2 separate regions of the Mus musculus genome follow, and region 2 is linked to region 1. The links are chromatin loops, found by intact Hi-C in ENCODE. Cell type or tissue: gastrocnemius. All regions are shown on one strand. Links, peaks and the distances in the headings refer to the core of each region. The heading gives the core; the rest is flanking DNA. Region 1 has its middle 8.3 kb from the start of Gm40630. Region 2 overlaps Foxo3 (forkhead box O3).

The links. Hi-C counts contacts between places; a loop is a spot of excess contacts. Peaks named below come from ENCODE experiments on the same cell type or tissue, not always from the same donor. Only the 100,000 strongest peaks of a DNase experiment are listed, where the experiment ranks them.
Region 2: it touches region 1 in a loop (2.1-fold over the local background); 2 of 42 quality-filtered maps call a loop at or near these places.

Annotation. Positions count from the first base shown.
Region 1 is chr10:42,085,691-42,094,709 of GRCm38, forward strand. No RefSeq gene overlaps it. Among named protein-coding and RNA genes, the nearest start is that of Gm40630, 8.3 kb to the left of the region's middle. In gastrocnemius, for the core only: no CTCF peak of the experiment used is centred there; DNase peaks (open chromatin) are centred at 3,842 and 6,967; H3K4me3 peaks cover 949 bases; H3K27ac peaks cover 5,362 bases.
Region 2 is chr10:42,181,955-42,190,973 of GRCm38, forward strand. Foxo3 (forkhead box O3) reads right to left here. Exons shown (of 4, transcript NM_001376967.1): 4 at 1-4,341. Among named protein-coding and RNA genes, the nearest start is that of Gm38485, 88 kb to the right of the region's middle. In gastrocnemius, for the core only: no CTCF peak of the experiment used is centred there; DNase peaks (open chromatin) are centred at 3,572, 4,362, 5,080, 5,363 and 3 more places; H3K4me3 peaks cover 142 bases; H3K27ac peaks cover 2,662 bases.

The DNA.
Region 1 (9,019 bases), core at 746-8,745:
CGTGTGGTTTACCAACGACACTAGGAAGCTTACAGCTTGTGCTGGAAGAGAGGTTGTGATTGTTAATGAGATTAGAGCTATTAAGGAGAGTATGCTCTATACTAGAATCAAGTGAAGGGTTTCCCTTGGTGCTCTACCAAGGTAAGCTTCCAGCCGGGGAAAGGGAGAGGCTTAAGGGGATTTCTGCTCCTAGAAAGCAGGCACAAGCATAAACAGTGACTACTGCCATTCAAGAGGGTGAGGGTTCATCCCAAGCTAGCAAGGGACCTTGACAATGTTGTTCAATATGTTGTTAGGGTTAGAGTCATAAAAGGCACAAGAGTGAGGGGCCGTAGAACCCTTCTGTGGTTCTGAGAGTCACTGAAGCCAGGGAGCAAGTGACAGGGGACCATCCCCCTCCGGAGCAAAGGCCCTGACGGGGAGAGGCTGTGAGTGGCCATTGTGGAAGGTTGTGAAAGTAAAGCTTGGGTTACAGTTGGGTACCCTAAGATTTTGGAGAAGCCAGAGCCGTGGGATATCTGCTAAAAAGAGATGCTCACAGGGAGTATAACCAGCCCAAGAAAAAGATGTATGTTGGAGGCAGCTGGAGACGCAGAGTTCTTTAAGTTCTTTGACACCAGAACTATGGGATTTGATGCTTGCCCTGCTGGGTTCTAGATTTACTTTGCTCTAGCATTTTTTCATTATGTTCCCATTCACACATTTTGGAAAAGTTATGTATCTTCTGAACCATTATATGTTAGAGATACATAAATTGCTCTTTGATTTCATAGGGGTTTCATTAAGAGATTGCCTTGAGCCTCAGAAGAGACTTTGGACTTGTTTTTGGCATTGTTTAAAAAAAAAAAAACTATGAGGATCTTTGAAGTTGGACTAAATGTATCTTGCATTATGTTATATGTAGGCTTATATTTTTTCAAAACCTACTTTAATAAGGGTTCTTAAATGCTTTAACCTCCCTTCTAGCCCACCACCCACTAGAAGTAGTGGAAAAGAAAGGTTATTAGGACACAGGGTAACTAGACCTATTTAGAAAGGAACCTTGACAATGTTGTTCACAGTTCATTGGGGTGATTCTAGTCTTCGTTGTTAGGATATCAGCAGTTCAGCCTACTAGCAAACCTCCAACCATGAATCAGTAGCTTCGGTCCAGTCCACTCGGCAGACACCATACATGAATCAGCAGCGGCAGCCCGGTCCAGTAACTAAATCACGAGGCTCCATCATGAGTCAGCGGAAGCTGCAAGAAGCCACAGGAACGTCATGAGAAGTTCTTTCCCAGTTACTCTCTATGAAGTCATAACATAGATCAGCAACACAGTGCGAGGTGAACCAGTACATGAACTTGTCAGCAAAGACTAATGAAACAAAGCAAGGCAAACCAATGCGATAGCTTCCTCCCACTGTCCATAGCGTTGTTTACACTCTTTCTAAACATCGTGCATCCTCTCACAAGTCTTTTTCAGCAAAACCTCCTTTCACCTGTGTCTGCTTCAGCAAAACATCCTTTCACTTGTCTGTCCCAGGAAAACATCATTATGACCTGAGTCTCCAAAGAAGTTTTCACTTCAGTTATGGTCATGGAAAATGGGGGCTAGGGAATGGAATGGGGGGTGTACCTGTAGGCTCAGGCATTTGAACACCTGACCACACTGGTGGTGCTGTTTGGAGAGGTTTAGGAGGTGTGGCCCTGCTAGAGGAAGTATGTTACTAGACGTGAACTTAAGAATTTATAGCTTGCCCTGTGCCCAGTGCACTCTCTCTACTTTTCGCTTTTGCTGACAGTGTTATCTCTAACTTCCTGTTCCCGCTGCTATGCCTGCTGCTTGCTTCCATGTTTCCCAGTCATGATGGATTCTTACATCTCTGTAACCATAAGCAAAAGTAAACATCTTCCATAGAAATTATATGTGTGTGCATATATCCATGCACATACTGACATACATATAATCTTAGTTTATGAACAAGACCCACTGTCTGCTGTTGGAAGATGAGACCCAAACCAATTTCAACAAAGATTATTGTCTCATACAAATACAATATCTGTGAGGAAGATCACTGTATACAATAAGATTTGCTTCTCTCTCTCTCTCTCTCTCTCTCTCTCTCTGTCTCTGTCTCTCTCTCTGTGTGATATAGTGTGTGGTACATGTACTTGTGTGTGCACACATGCATGAGGATGCTGGTGCACATATGTGCACGTGCATGTAGAATCCAGCTCTGCCTGTCTCTTCTCCACAGTTCTCCAGTGTTACCTTTTGAGACACAGTCTCTTGTGGATCTGCAGGTCAATGACTGGGCTAGTCTAGCTGACTGACTAATGAGCTTCAAGAATCGAACTCTTTCCCCTGGCGCTGGGGTTACATAAGAACCCCTCACTGCTGAGCCTTTCACCTGAGTTCTAGGGATTGGAACTCAAATCCCCATGCTTGCAAGGCAGGCAATTCACTGGCTGAGCCATCTCCCCAGCCTGTGCTTATGGTTTCAAGGGAACTTTATCAGGGTCCAGCTTATACCTCTCTGTTCTACCAAAGCTGTTGTGAGACAGGTTATACCACGCCAGGTCCACAGCCAGCAGAAACTAAGCCTCTTTGTGCAACTGAGGGCAGTTCTACTGGCTCTGGTGTGGTCCCCCTGCCTATTCCTGAGTTAATTGCTTTGCTGAGCTTCACCAGCTGTAGGTCAGGTGGCCAATTCCTGAGTCAAGAGTGGATGTAGCTCCCTGAGTGATCTGCGACCTGACAGTGGAGTTGGTGGTAACTCCCAAGCAGGAAGGTGGGGTGTAGTTACATTAATGAGTGCCTGGACAGATGAAAGGGAAAGTGTCTATGTTTCTGGTCAAATCCAGTGCCTAATTTCACACACCTTAGAGGTACTTAGAAGACCGCCATCTTCCCTTGCTGGTCTTCCATGACGCTGCTTCTGCATGCTCTTGCTCCTGCCATCCAGCTGCCTTGGCAAGAGTCTGAGCTTGGGGGCTGGAGGTAAGAGCCATTGCTCCCGGGCGTCTGTCCTTTGCTCCTACCTCCCAGGTTGCCACAGGGTTGAGCATCCTGATTCTTCCCTGTGTCACTGCGATTCTGGAAAAGACGCTCTGCCACCCTGAGTCACAGTTTTCTCAGCTGCAGATAGGGTTAGTGATGTCCCTTTGACCTCTTTCAGGAGACAGAAAGTGGGTGGCGCGTGGCAGCCCCAGACTTGTGTCTCCTCCTTAAGGCTGGGACAGCTCTAAAGAAACTTTACAGAGTAGGGTGTTTGTTTGTTTTGCTTTGTTTTTAGTATTTGTTTGTTTTGAACAGTTTCGGTGCTCGGAACGATTAAAGGAAATGCTTTAAAAAGTGTCTGGCAGTCTGTGCTCTAAAGACCACTGCCTCTGAGCCCAGACAGATCAGTCGCAGCTCTGGCCCCCGCTCCAAGTGTTTGTGTGTTTAACTTCTCAAGGGTTTCCACTGAGGGGAACAAAAGCCCAGAAGTTTCCCTGAAACCCTTTGGCTTAATCCTCCCAAGAGTCACTGAAGCCTCTCAGGATCGATCCAGGAAGTGGAGGACACTTCTCAAGACTTTGCTTTCAAGTCTGCTGCCTGTTCCTTCTCAACAACGCACTTGAGGTTTTTGCTTCCTTTTTTTCTTTGTATGCTCCAGTGCCAACACAGCACTGAAGTTCAGGATGGTGTCTAGGGTCACAGTGGCAGGAAGTGGCTAAACAGGGAGGCATCTTTGCAGAATCTTCCCTCCTTCTACAGAGAGAGAGAGAGAGAGAGAGAGGGAGAGAGAGAGAGAGAGAGAGAGAGAGAGAGAGGCAGGCAAGAACAGCAGCCCCACCCCTCCTGGCACAGGTGCAAACCGCAGGCTGGAGCAGCACCAGATGCCTTGATGACGTCACATGTGTGGAGCCAGAGCTGTGCCTGACTTGGGGTTCAGTTGGATTGAAGGCTGGAACACGAAGGAACAGACAGTTTTAAGGGAACCAACCAGCAGATGAAATGTGTAGCTGGTTGGGGTAAGAAGAATGACATTTTTAAAAAGAAGGAAAAACAAAAATCCAACTGTTTTTTGTGGATGAAAGTTCCTGGAAAGGAGATGAACCTGCTTGCCCACAGCAAGGACCTCAGCAGCTGCGCCGGAGAGACTGGAATGTTCCAGGTCCTGAGCCAAATTACTTTGGGCCAATCATTAGCCTCTTTAACAGCCTTTGCTTGCCCTTCTGTATGCGTCCCAGCAGCTCTGGGGCCCTTAGGTAAGTCTGTCTTCCACCAAGCACAAGGCTGAGAGTCCATCAGCTGCTGTCTGAGGCCCATGTCTGCTGTGCCTTTGTCCTTCTGGGACCTGCCTGCCCGCGTGTATGAAAAGGGTCTTGATTAATGATTCCCTTTGTTCTGGTACTATAAAGCTTCCGGGAACAGTTACTCTATCCGAACATTATGTATGTAAAACAAACAAACAAAAACAAAACAGAGAACTCTGTTCCCAAGCCGTGGCCATCCCTGTAGGCTCCAGAATAAACTCTCTCTCATCCCCTTTGAGTGAGAGCTATGCTTCTTCACAGACGCTTTAAACCAGATCCAGCCGATTAGAAAAGGGTGGTTTGGGTAGGATGGCTAAAGATGCCATGTGGGCTGGGGAATGCAGCTTTGTGTTAGAACAACCAGCTTGCACAAGGCCCTTGGAGCCAGCCCCAGCAGCAAACAAACAAACTGAAAAAGTACTTAATATGTAGCTTTTGTTTGGTCCACTTAGGAAATCCTAGCAGAGATTTAATGGTATGATGTGGCTTCTTTCTTACTTCAACTTTAAAAAAAATGATTTATTGGTTTATTTTTGCATGTGTACACTTGCCATCCCCCACCCCACCTCACCCCTGCATGTGTGTGTGTGTGTGCACATGTGCATGTGTAAGTGCATGTGTGTGAATGAGTGCATGTGTGTGTGTGCACGCGTGTGTGCGTGCATGTGTGTGTGCATGTGTGTGTATGTGTGTGTGTGTATAAGTACAGACACATGTGGAAGTCAAGGGACAAATTGTGGGGACTGGGTCTCTCCTTCCACCATGTGGGTGCTGGAGATCAAACTCAGGCCTGGGTAGAAGCAGTCTCCACACTGAGCCATCTCCTAGCAGTAGGATTTCCTACATCTGTTTTCCTTTGCACAGATACCCCCCCCCTCAGCCAGCCATGTTGTCCTAGCACATCTGCCGAGATGAAATCCCCATGGCCTCTGGGTCCTGGTTTTTGTTTTGTTTACACCTGAGCCTTCCTGCCTCTGCCTTCCACTCACCTGCCTGCCTCTGTTCCTGTAGCTGGCTCCCTCATCACTTGGTCGCTCCGTTCTATAGAAAGTGCCACCCACCACCCACTGAGCACTCCTTGACAGGCCTAGAACTCCTGGTGTACACCTTGATTCCCAAACCCTGTCTACCAGCTTGCCAGCGAGTTTATCATGCCTTTACACAGAACACCGTACTCACCTGACCAAGCACAGGAGTCCTAGGGCTCCTGACGCTAGGCCCGACCTGCCTTCGGGTCAGGAGAATCCACAAACGTGATCCCTTCTCTGACCATCGAGTGTTCAGTGAATGAAAACTCCTAAGTCTTCTCCAATCAAAACACATGGATTTGGTTTTTCAGAGCCTAAGAACAAGTAACCTCAGGGTTAAAAGCCCTGGCCTGCTCTTCCAGAGGTCCTGAGTTTGATTCCCAGCAACCACATGAAGGCTCACAACCATGTATAATGGGATCTGACATCCTCTTCTGGCCTGCAGGCATTTATGCAAGCAGAACCCTCATATACATTAAATAAATACCCATAAAAAGAGTAAATAAGAATCAAGAACAAACGCTGCCCTGGTACAGTTATCTTTAACCCACGTAGAGTTCTGCCCTAGAGCTTACATCTAAATGCTCTAAATAGTCTCAATGTTTTCCAGAAACTGCCTCTCATCATTATTAGTTACATTCCTTGGCTCTCCAGCACTCCCAGACTTAATCAGCCTACACTGTCACAGCATGATAAAGCGTGGCCATGTGCAGCACATCGGGGAGGGGATAGATAGGACCAGACCACTCCTACAGAAACTTTGCTTGCCCCGATCAACAATGAGCCCATACAGTGGAGCAGACACTAGAGTGCTTCTCTCCAGCAGCCCAGGATGGAGAGTTCCCTCCAAGAGTCATGGGCTGTTGCAGGGGGTGCTGGCCTCCCTGGGTGCCAGCACACTAAGGTGGATTATCATTGTCACTCGGCACGTGGAGTCTCCACAAGGTTGCCAGAGAAGGGCGGGGGTTGGGGGAGGTGCTGTTTATCACCTGGGTCCTGGACCTTCTAACTTGGAAGGCACAGTTAATACAGCTGATACAACCACCCTTTACATACATCCACAGCTGTGAGATGCCCCCTCACAAGCCTCAGCATGTCCAGTCCACCATAATGTGATAGGCGCATCAAACCTGGCCTGGAAGAGATTGGGGCGTTGACGTGCGGTTCCACTGTCTATTGTTTAATTCTGAGTCTGTCGTTCGATCCAAGCCATTTCAGTTTCCAGAGTCCATTTTCTCACCTAAAAAGGGGGTCCACACAGCCCTGCCTTACAAGGATGAGTTGAGCCTCAGTGAAGAGGAGGAATATAAGACACTTTTGAGAGCGGTCCAACGCTTTGCAAAGATGAGCATATTATAATAATTGAGTGTCTGTGGAGAACTATAAAGTGAATCGTGTCACTCAAAACTCCTGTTTAGAGAGTTCATTGTGCTCTAACCTATTTACTTACTCCTTTCTTTATATGTTTTACCTCTCAAAGTCCCAATAAAAATGGAACTTCACGCACGCTTGTGGAGAGAGCATTAAACAGAAATTAGCTATCCCGTGTTCTGTAGTCACTTCCCAGGGAAGCCGTACACCTAATAAAATGCCCAGCCAGAGCTGGCACACACACTGCTGATAGCCTCAGCAGGCACTGACCTTGGCACTGTGACAAGGGCAACATTTCCAAGTGGATGAGCACTTCCTGAACAAAGTGTCCAGTGTACTAGGAATAAACAGGCTTTTCATCAACCGAGCCTGCATGTTTTCTGGTTCCAGCAGCCTTCCCTACTGCCAGGGTCAGAAAGCAGGGGCACCAACCAGCAGGGCCTCTTGAACAACCTGCTAGTCTTGCTCAGTCCTCCCAGAGGATTCTGGGACTGGACAGGCTTGCAGGCCTCTGCCATCGCCTGTCCTGGCTATAGTATGACTTTTTTAAACTTTTGCCTGACTAGCTTATGAATGAATGTGATTCAGACTGTGGTTATTTTATTTGGCTTTGACAATTATTGGGGGTCACCCCTAATCTACTTTTCTAACTGCTGGCCTGGCTACCTCCCTAGTGGTGGTCCCCAAATACTTGCTGTTTCTCCTGGCCATGTGCTCATGGCCTGTGTACCCTTATGGCAGCTTCTCATCTCTCCTTCTCCTCATTCTCTCCTCTCTCCCATGCTCAACCAGGTAACTCAAAAACCCACCTACCTCTAATCCTCCCAGGAATTGGCTGTGGCCAATTTTTATTTAACCAATAGTTTTAAATTAAGAAACAAGGTTTGCACAACAACAGCTGGTAAACGTGAAAAGTGACTCGTAGGCTTAGATTTGCAAAGTTAGTATTACAATACATAGCAACAGACCAACCCTCAGCACAAGGCTCCGTGGTTCCCCTTCCGCATTTCTGCAAAAGGAGTACAGGGTAGATCTATTCCTTCAGGCCCTGGTAAGATCTGAACGGGGCATTAGCTCTCCCTGTGATGCAGAAGGGTGCCTTGGGCCACATGAGAAGACTCTGTCCGCAGCTTCAAGTAGGACATCATCAAACATTGGCCATGCTGACTTTGTGAAATGGAAAGGTCACTAAGTCAGTCCCAGGGAGAGCATGTGCAGGCTTGGAGGACAAGGTCCTTGAGATGAAATTCAGTCGGGGAATAAAAAGGGACAAAGGACTCCCAGAAATGCACCACACATGCAAAACTCGGCTGGCAGAACAGGTTTCCTCATCTAGGGCAATGAGGCTCCAGCTGCCCAACTTAGCCATGTTTTCCTTCCTTCTACAAATGTTCGTTGAACATCTAAAATACTTCCCGACCTTACAGGGAGGAACTGAGCATTCTGGGGTCTGGAGACACAGAATAAACAGCTAAAGTCCCTGCCTTGCTTATATTTTTTAGAAGAAAAAACAAGTAAGCAAAAATAAATAATAAATAGTGGTGCAAGGTGCTAAAGGCATGGGCGTAGGCACACGTGAGCCGAGATCGAAACCGAGGAAGCTTCACTCTGCCCCTCTGTATTCCAGACCAGAGCACATAACAGCGAGGTGGATAGTGTCTCAGGGACGGATAGAGGCCAGAAGAGATGAGAGAGGCAATCACAGAGGAAAGGGGCTTGCATTCAATTCTGAATGAGTTTGGAAAACTGTGGGCCTGGTGGATAATGTGACCGTGAGTGTGAAGCTCATCTCAGGTCTTCTACGGAGAACAGAGCATGGCTGGAAGGCACTTGAGCAGGAAGGTCTCTGAGCGAAGCTCACCACCACTCAAAGCAGGAGGCGCTGCCTGCTGGGGATCCACACATTTGAAAGTAAAGCCTAAAGAATCTGTTCATGGTACGACGACACGACGACGTGGCAAGTTAAGCCAATGGTCCTTTAGCATAAGAAACTAGGAGTTAGATTTACTGAGATTGTGGGTGAGGCAGGCCTAAAAGAGTAAGGAATGTGGTTCAGAACATGCAGTGTCTGAGGGGGAAGTGCCCAGTGGGCAGTGGGATGAAAGAGTCTTGGGTCCAGGCTAAAGATAAACCTGGGAACGTGTGACTGTAGGGGGATGACTGAAGCACCAGCAAGCTTGGTGCTGGCAAAGAAGCAAGTGATGGTGGTGAAGAGAAGCAAAGACTGAGCCCGGCAGCAGCGGCTGTCGGAGGAAAGAACCGAGCGCGAGGAGAGCATACATGAAGAGTATTTCTACGAAGGAACTGCTGGTCACCGCCGCCAAGCACGGCTATC
Region 2 (9,019 bases), core at 336-8,335, 96 kb after region 1:
CACCTCCATTCCACCGGGAAGGGGCAGATTCCCAAATCAAACTGGTTTTGATCCTTGAGAAGAAAGGCGGCAGAGCTAACTCACGGCAGCGTATGGTTAGACAAGGTCCTCAGTACCCAGAATGCAGCAGGATTGCGTCTGCCTCAAACCAGACGACCAACTGCTGCAGGTGTTTAAACATGGCCACGCGCCACACGAAATTCTAGTTTGTGTGGGGTAGAAGCAAGAAATCAAAACAGGCCATTTTTACAGGTAATGTGTACAGAGGTTGTTTTCATTCATGCAACTTTTTTCTTAAAAAAAAAAAAAAACCCAAAAAACGTTAACCACGTGAAGCCTAAATGCACAACACACTTTTCAGTATTCACCAATTCTTCTGGTCTCCTTCACACCTGTCCACATTTCCCACGTACATAATGTGCCGGGACAAGTCTACAGAGAAGGCTGATTGCCAGACAAGGAGATCATTTTAGAGAAGTGACCAGACACACGCTTTAAAAAAAAAAAAAAAAAAACAGTCGCACAAGTATTCCTGGAGTGTGACCGAGGCCTTGCAATCATTCATTCATGAAAGAATACAAATGAATAAAATTCAACAAGAGAAAATACTTCATCCATCTAATCTGTATGCTATACACTTGAGATTTAGTTCAAACACCACTTATTCCTGTCAGTTGCTTGGGCATCTTTCTCTAGTCCTGTTTGACAGACGTGATCCACAGACATCTCTAACCTCATGCCCTGTGTTCCCACTACTTCTTCCCCCCCAGAACTGGCTTCTTTGTACCTCTGTATCAGTGATTGCTTTTCTACAAAAGGTCTGCTTTTAATTAAAAAACTCAACACTCGTCCACCTAATCATGATGTTCCCAAATACAGGAAGAAGATGACGACTCAGCCAGTCTCTTATTACCTTTCCTTTGTGTTTAGCGAATAGGTAGCGTTTTGTTTTGTTTTCCCTTAGTCCGGGGGATGACGGAGGGAGGGAAGGCTTGTTTTCTCCCCGCCTTACTCTTAAAGCTCTTTCCCAAGAGATTCAAAGGCTGCTTGCTCGTTCAGTGGATGGAGCGCTTCAAGAAAAGGCAGAGTTGTCTGTCCCTATGAACCTGTACATGGGTTCAGAAGTTGGCTGAAGTCACACCTGAGATGGGGTGTACCTCTCCTTAGGCTGACGCTAATCATCAAGCCCCAATGTCTGCTTTGTGCTACACCTAGTGCACGCTCCTCCATTAGCAGGAGACGTAGGAAAACAGTTCTATGTGCTTCAGCCGTCATTATGTTGCAGAGGATACAATGGAGAACACACCTCTAATGCAGTCACAGTTAACCGGGTATGCTGAGCCCAGTCAGTCCTAGAGCTAGGATGGCGAAGGCTTGCCCCATGCTCTTCTCTATCTTTGGTACAAGGTATCAGGTTCTAGAGCCTGAAGAGAACGCCAGTCTTCCACATGGGCCTTTGGCGTTCTGTGACATTGTCACAGGCGTGCAGGGCTCCCCAGGAGGGCTCACTGCACACTTCTTTCTCATCAGGACTCCATGGGCTGGTTCTAAGTCTGGAAGGTCCACAAGGTCACCTGCTCAGATGTCTCAACAGACCGGTTCCTTGTTAGGGACCTAAGACACTGAGAATGCTACTTGGTGGCCAATGGCCAAGCTACCCTGAAAGCAGGGTCCCAACAGAAGGTACAGAGGGCCCAGGCTATACCTCTGTCAAGTCTGACACACAATTGGGCTTCTTAAGAGAGCTTGGCCTCTCTGTGTGGGGAGTCTGAGGGTGGGAGTGCAAATACCCCAGTAGGCATTGCCGTCCAAGTCTCGCCTGAGCCTCTCCAGGGCCCGGCAGGCCTCAGCTCTCCACGTGTTCTGTGTGTAGAGTAAATCAAAGCACTCTGCCTCTGCTCTCCCACTCTGCCGAGGCGACTCTTGTCTCACCCTGTTCCCGCCTCAGCTTATAGTCGATTTCTAGGACGTTCTGTGAGATCTGGTGCCTGAAACCTAACAAACACTGGGAAGGAGAATAAACGAGCTACCATGTCTGAAAGGAAATCCAAGTTTTAAGACTAGGGGAATGCACCGGAGGGTTGTCCTTTCCACTCCCAGTGCCTGTAAACTGCAGAGCCAAGACATTATCTTGTGAGCTGGTCTGCGTTTCTTTAAACTCAACAGAGAATGCTCAGGGCCCTCATGTTGGAAGCACTTGGGGTTCTCCCTTGTACCTGAGCTTTCTCTGTTCCTTCAGCTGCCACCCTGAGACATTCCACCCAGGGTGCAGCACTCTGGGAAGCCAGAAAGCCAGTTAGTCCTCCACCAAAATGACACAGTTGCGGGGACAGCTGATGGCTGAAGCATCAGGGCGTGGCTAGCATCACCATCAAGGATTGGATAAGCAAGTATGGGCTCTCTGGCCAGCAGGTCACACGACTCCTATACACGTTTTCAAAACTGGACTTTAAAAATGAAGGTTATAAACATGTAGCAGCTTGGGAAAGGCAACGTGCCACAGGCCTAGCAGGACCACAGCCGCGTGGTAACGTACAGATTCCATAAAAGGCAGAGTGGAATCAACAGGGCCATCGCTCAGACACAAGAATCCAAGCGAGGCAGGAGAGACCTGTGACAATACCCAGTGGAACTCTCACTGTGCTAGGGGCTGTGATGGCCATCTTCACCACCCCCAGAGTGCTCAGGAAGCAAAGGTGCACAAGGGGGCCAGTGCTGAGGCAGGGGATTGGGTGGCACGCCTGGGTTGGTGTTCACAGCTACAGTGCAGGCAATGGCGAGAACTCAAGCGGGGAGGCCTGTGCTAGAACATTAGCCCACATTCCTGACGCCATGCATAGAGTTCCATCTTTGCTGTACATGATAAAATATTTTATACACTTAAATGCCTAGTGCTTTTTATGCAAAGAAGAAAGCCTTCAGATATCACTTTGGAGACATATGCATATGCTGTGCTAGTCAGAGCATCGCCACACCAGTTTTGTATGTACCAAAGGTGTTCCCAACTACGCTGTCTACCAAAGAGAGTACCACCTACACTCACACTCTGCAGGCTCAACAGAAAGCACCTATACAGCACCATAACTTTTTGGAAACAACAACAACAACAACAAAAATGAGTTCCACAGAAGCAGAAAAAGTTTTTTTTTAAAAAAAAGTTTAAATTGCCTTATCTTGTATTTCCATGAATCACTTGAAGAATTACAAACTAAGCCTATATATATAGAGATATCTCACCTTGTATACTATTGCCTGTCACTCATACACTTCTAGGAAGATCAGCGTACACACAGCAAGGTTGAAAAGAATCAAAAGATATGCACGTTTCACAAACAGTGCCGTTGGACCAGCTGGTGCAGACGTGGTTTGTCGCTCTCACACGCATGCTAAATGGCTCACCTGTAACTCCACGTCTTCTACGAAGCAGAACAGGCACACATTTCTCTTTTCTCCTCAAGACTAAACCCATTCGTGGCATTTGGCAACGGGCAGAGGCTGAGCTGATGCTTTCCTGAAGAGGCCCTAGTTCCTAAGAGCAGAGATACCGCCTACCGCGGAGGATGGCGGGAGACCACAGCCCCACCGAGCAGGCAACTGCGGAGTGGGCATCAAGGTCTCCACCCACAGACCACCCCCCGACTCAGAACTGGAAACTACTGGGTCAGATGCCTGGCTCTGTTTGCTTCGCCTACGCATAGTTCGGTCCTGGTCGGGCACGCAGGGCAAGCAGTTGTGCCATTGTTCAGTTTTTAGAAAAGGATAATTTTCTACCAAATAAAAGAAGAAATACCCGCCCCCCCCCCCATTAGTTTATGCAATGTGTTAAGTTTGTGGGGTCCCACAGGCTCAAAAGCTTGCGATGCTCAAGGCCAGACTGGGAACTGATATAACACCTTCCTTCTGCTTTTAAGTGTGCTAGGGAAAGGACAGTTAACATTTTCAACAGAAAAATACTGCAGGTTACTGTGTGTAGAAAACTCAGAGGGTCAAAGGAAACAAACACAAGACGACACTTAAAATATCCCCTAAACCATCATGATAGTAAAACACGACGGAGTCGCCAACGGGGTCCCGGTGTGCTCTGAAGGAGTGGGGGGTGCTGATGGGTGCTGTCCACGCTGGCAGGTCACTTGCAGATGAGTTAGATTTTGCATATGTTATAGAGTTCTGTTCCACGGGTAAGGGCTTCACCCAGGGCCAGGGCTGCTAACAGTCTCTGCTGGGTTAGGGAAGCGGCGTGGGAGTCTCAAAGGTGTCAAGCTGTAAACGGATCACTGTCCACTTGCTGAGAGCAGATTTGGCAAAGGGTTTTCTCTGTAGGTCTTCCGTCAGTTTGAGGGTCTGAAAGAGAAAAGAAATCCAGAGTTATTAAGGGCATTCAGAAAGCCACAGGGAGGAGGAAGCTAGGGGTCAGCCAGACACCCGCCTGTCTGACCTCAGAGCCCAGGTCTGTGCACTAAGGCTACTGTGCTAAGTGCTTCAGGTTTGACATCTAAGGATAACACAGAGAACTGACTACCTTTAACTCTTATTATAGCATCCTGAAGTTAAAAAGCCCAAAAGAAATGTGATTCTGCACTGTGGGAGATAACTGAGAAAGGCACACTAGGAACATTTTGGGTGGGTTTTTGCCAAGTTAGGGTCAGCCAGGTACGGAATAGGGTTCAGTCTAGGTTTTGGAATGTAGATTGCTTAAGACACACAAGCTGGTCCCTCTGTGTCCTCCCCATCAGCCCAGGGGTGACCTGATCTTGGTCAGCAACCAACGCTTAGTGAGATTTCATGGGGAATCCTGGCTTTTCCACTGTGGAAGATTCAAGTGAGCTATCTTACCAATTAGACTTTTATATATATATATATTAAAAGTTTTGAATTAAAAAAAAAACCAACAACCATACAATACATATTTCTCACAGACTATCTTGTTAATAGCATGATTCTGCCTCCATAGTCATCATGGAGGTTTCCCGAGAGCACTCGGGGAGCTCAGACGAGTTAAGAGAATTAACAGTAAGAAGTACACCCAGAAGGTCTGGACAGATGGCTCGGCAGTCAAGAGCACTGGGCGCTCTTCAGGAGGACCTGGGCTCACTTCCCAGTGAGCAGCCCACTACTGTCTACAACTCCCACTGCAGGGGATCTGATGCCCTCTTCTGATACCCTACAGGTACCACCCACGTGGTCTGCTTACATACATATATGCAACACTCCTAACACAACATAAAATAAAAATAAATACATTTTTTAAAAAAAGAAGAAAAGTATATATACTCAGAGATGAAGCTAAAGGAATCAGGCCGCACCCCAGGACGTAAAATCTGTTGTCTGTGGAGACCTTGCTGGCTGGCCTGGCGTACAAAGCAAAGCAACACCATAAGGTTGCCTTCCGAAGGGACTGAGCAACTGAAAACTGTAGGCTCTGGCTGCACAGTGTAGCGCACCCCCCACCTCCTCCTGGACTCTAAGACTCCTCCTGTGACTGAGTATCCTGTCTTACTGACTTTGGTGACAGCACTAGAGAGCAGAAGGAAGCTTGGTTTTTATTGGTAAAAACTATGAATTGGGAAAAGAAGTCCCGTCTCTTTCTGTAGACCCCTTGTTTGTCTGAGAATTTTTCCTTGGGGGTGGGGCAGGGGTTAGTATTCTGTTGTGTAAAGCCGCTAGACAATTTTATTTTGGCCGATAACTTTTGAGGGAGAAAAAGCTAAAATAACCCCCAGACACCAGTATCTGAGGACGTTGGTAGAGATGAGACTGCTCTAAGTCATCTGTGCGGGTCCCTGAAAGCATGACCCAACATGGTCTCAAAGATAAAGTCCTTTCAAAGGGATTAGGTCCCCCCACCCCAATAAGAGCTAATAAATCACAGTCTAACACCACTATGCCACTGATCAGCAGGGGACTAAGTTCCCCAATTCCCCATCCTGACTTTCTGTGAGTGCCTAGGGGAGACCTGGTAAGGTATTACCTAATTCAGATCCCTCCCTGGTTCCCTTTGGTGCTAATTATTCTGCTGTGAAAACCAGTGCATGATGGGAAGATGACACACTTCATTCCCTAAGAAGAGAGGTTGAATATGGCCCACTTTGATCCTGGGGCTGCTACAGGCTGGGAGGGAAGCATCCAGGGTGTAGTGAGCTACGCAACATGTTATCATGTAGTTAGGGCTGGCCATGGCCTGGAAATTGGGTCAGAAGCCCCACCATAGTCCAAAGCCACACCAGCAACAATCCCCAGGCCGCCACACCCCCGTTCCCTCAGCGAAGCCGCAGCATCTTCTGGGAATGTCATCATTAAGAAGAGGAGGCTCTGATCATCACCGTTCTCCCCTTGCTGCAGAATGGGGTGGGGCCATCTGTGACACTATGTGCTGGAGTTCCCTCCAGGGGCTCAGGCAAGGCCTCCCAGGAGGCCTGTGCAGGAAGCTGCCTCCGTGCCTCTGGGCTGAGCCAACAGGGCCAGAAACAGCTCCTACAGAGGGCACATCTCACAGCAAACCCTCACGTCACCCTCGGGAAGGTCAATGCTTTGTTTAGTTTCTCTGTGCTGTGATAGAAGGAAGAGTGTAAAGGAACCAGACAGAGACGAAAGAGAAATACAACCATCCTGAAAAGGGGCATGGAGGACTCCGGCGACCCGCGGAAGGAGCAGCCTCTGCAGCTCACTGCTGGCTCCCACCTGTCCTTCATTCAGGAACCGAAAAAGTGGGGGAGCAAAGGGACAGAGCCAGCCACGGCTGGGGACTCAGTGATGCCCTGATGAGTGTGAAGTTTCATGGGTTTTCTGGGCGTTCACACTGGTTTAGGTAGCTGTGAGGATTCTGTATGCGTTGATGCTCCTGTATCTTAAAAACAAAAACAACAGCAACAGCCCCCTCCCCCAGCCAGACTTTAGGATGAAAAGAAAGCCGAGGCTGGCAGGCTTCACTGCTGTGCCTCTGCAGTCACTAAGCAATGTACCAATTAACCAGACACACTGTCAGGCTTCCTGGTGACCTCCACGGGGAGGAGGAAGAGTCTCTTCTCTCCTAGATAAGCTTTAAAAGTTCTTTACTGAGTCAAGGGGAATGAAGTGGGAGACCACAGAAGTCAGGAGGTATATTCTAAAGACATCGGTGGGTGCTGTCACCTGGTGAGAGGTAGTCCCTTGGTAACCCTGGCATCTATGGGGAAGGCTGCTTTCTGCCTAGTTATCACCACCAAGTCACAGGATGTTCTAAGAGTGGGAGAGGCCTCCAGAATGACATCAAACAGAACAACCCAATCCACTTGAACTTGGACTCGGAGCAGTAACGGTTCCCACTGCTGGTCTCCCACAACCGAATAACCTCACGACGCAAAGCATGTGTTTGTCAGCAGCATTTTTATCTTCTTGGCAGAGAAGAAATGAAGACCCTGATACTAATATGCTATGAGAGCTGAGAAGGAGCAACGGATGGAATTCTTAGGCTCCCAGATCCATGAGGCTTAGTTAGCAGCGATCTCTTGGCTGGGATTTTAATTGTCTGCCTGAACTGCAAGGTACAGTGAGGCGCTGTGATCGTCACGCTTGGACACTGAGAGTTTCAGGACAGCCTGTAACCCCATGGTCAAGCTGGGGACCAAGCATAGAGCATTCAGCGTAGACAAGGAAGAGATCCTCTGATGGACAGGGCGGCCTCTCAGAGTTCAGAGAACAGTTGTGCGTTGTTAGACTTAATGCTTTTTGCTGGAGCACAGAGGCAGCCAGACCCAAATGCTACACCGCACTTTGACACGTTCCTGTGGAGTTCAACTCCAAAGGTAAACACAATGCATCACCGGAAAAAGCAAGGGAGACCCGGAGGCAGGCAGTATATCTGGGGCTTGGCTTCTGCACGTCCCATCCCGGGCCTACGACTGGCCATGCAATGCTGGCCAGAGAGGGGACTTAGGAGGTACCATCTGTATAAAGCTCCATCTTGGCAAACGCTGCCATGGAGCTGTGACAGGCAGTGAGCACTCTTGAGGGACAGGCAGGCAAGGAGGTTCTAATTGCAGGGGAGGGCAGGTTTGTTTGGTGACAAAGCTCTCCAGAAGGAAACCTGGACCTTGTGAAACCAACCTGTCTGGAGGAATGGCTGTGCTCTGAGGGAGGTTTGTGCTGCCTCTTTGGCTGACCGTTGAGAGATTGGACCCCAAGAAATTAGAATCTCCCCAGGAATCTCCTGCAGGAGAGGAAATGCCCTTGAGGTCAGCCAGAGATGAACTTATCTCCAAGAGCAACATTTACAACTGGTCAGAGACCTCGCAGGGGAGGCGTGGCCATGAGACAGTCCTTGGGCTGCTGAGCAAAGCACCTCCTACTTTCAGTTTGAACCCCAGCTCCACTGTCAGTCAGCATGCCCAACTCAAGACCTGGGGAAGTCTCTGGCTCCTTCGTCCCCCTTCCCAACACGGCCTCAATGAATAATCCACCCCTTTTGGGCTCTTTGCTACCTATTTGTCTCTGATAGTTGGCTTATTGAGTTCAGGTGGCTGAACCAGGACACAGACAGATAAGTGTTGTTAACCATGGGAAAGGCACCGATCTCTACACACTGAAAGACAGAAAGCACAGCTTGCAGTGAGACTGGTGACATGTTGGGCTGGACTGTGATGTGCTCTACTCCTCAGCACGCTGGAGCTTTCCAGGTGTCAGGGAAAGCTTCCAGGCCTGGCTGAGAAGACAGAGCACCTCAAGAGCTTCTGGTTTCCAGGACACTTTGACGCCTAGATTTGTCTGCCTGTCCCGTTGGCTAGCCTCTGTGCTGAGCTGACAAAATGCAGGGAAACTGAGAGAAGCAGCAATCTTCAAACTTCACAGCTGAGGACAGAGAGCTGTGGCAGGAATCACTGAGGCTAAAGAGAGCAGAGGACTGCCTGTCTCTGCCTTGAGGGACGGCAAGAACCTCTCCGTGCAGACAGGATGGCAAAACTGTAGACTGCATATGCTCTTGACTCTTAGACGCTTCCGACTCATAGAATAATATGCCAAGTTGGGATTCTGGTCTTTTAAAAGA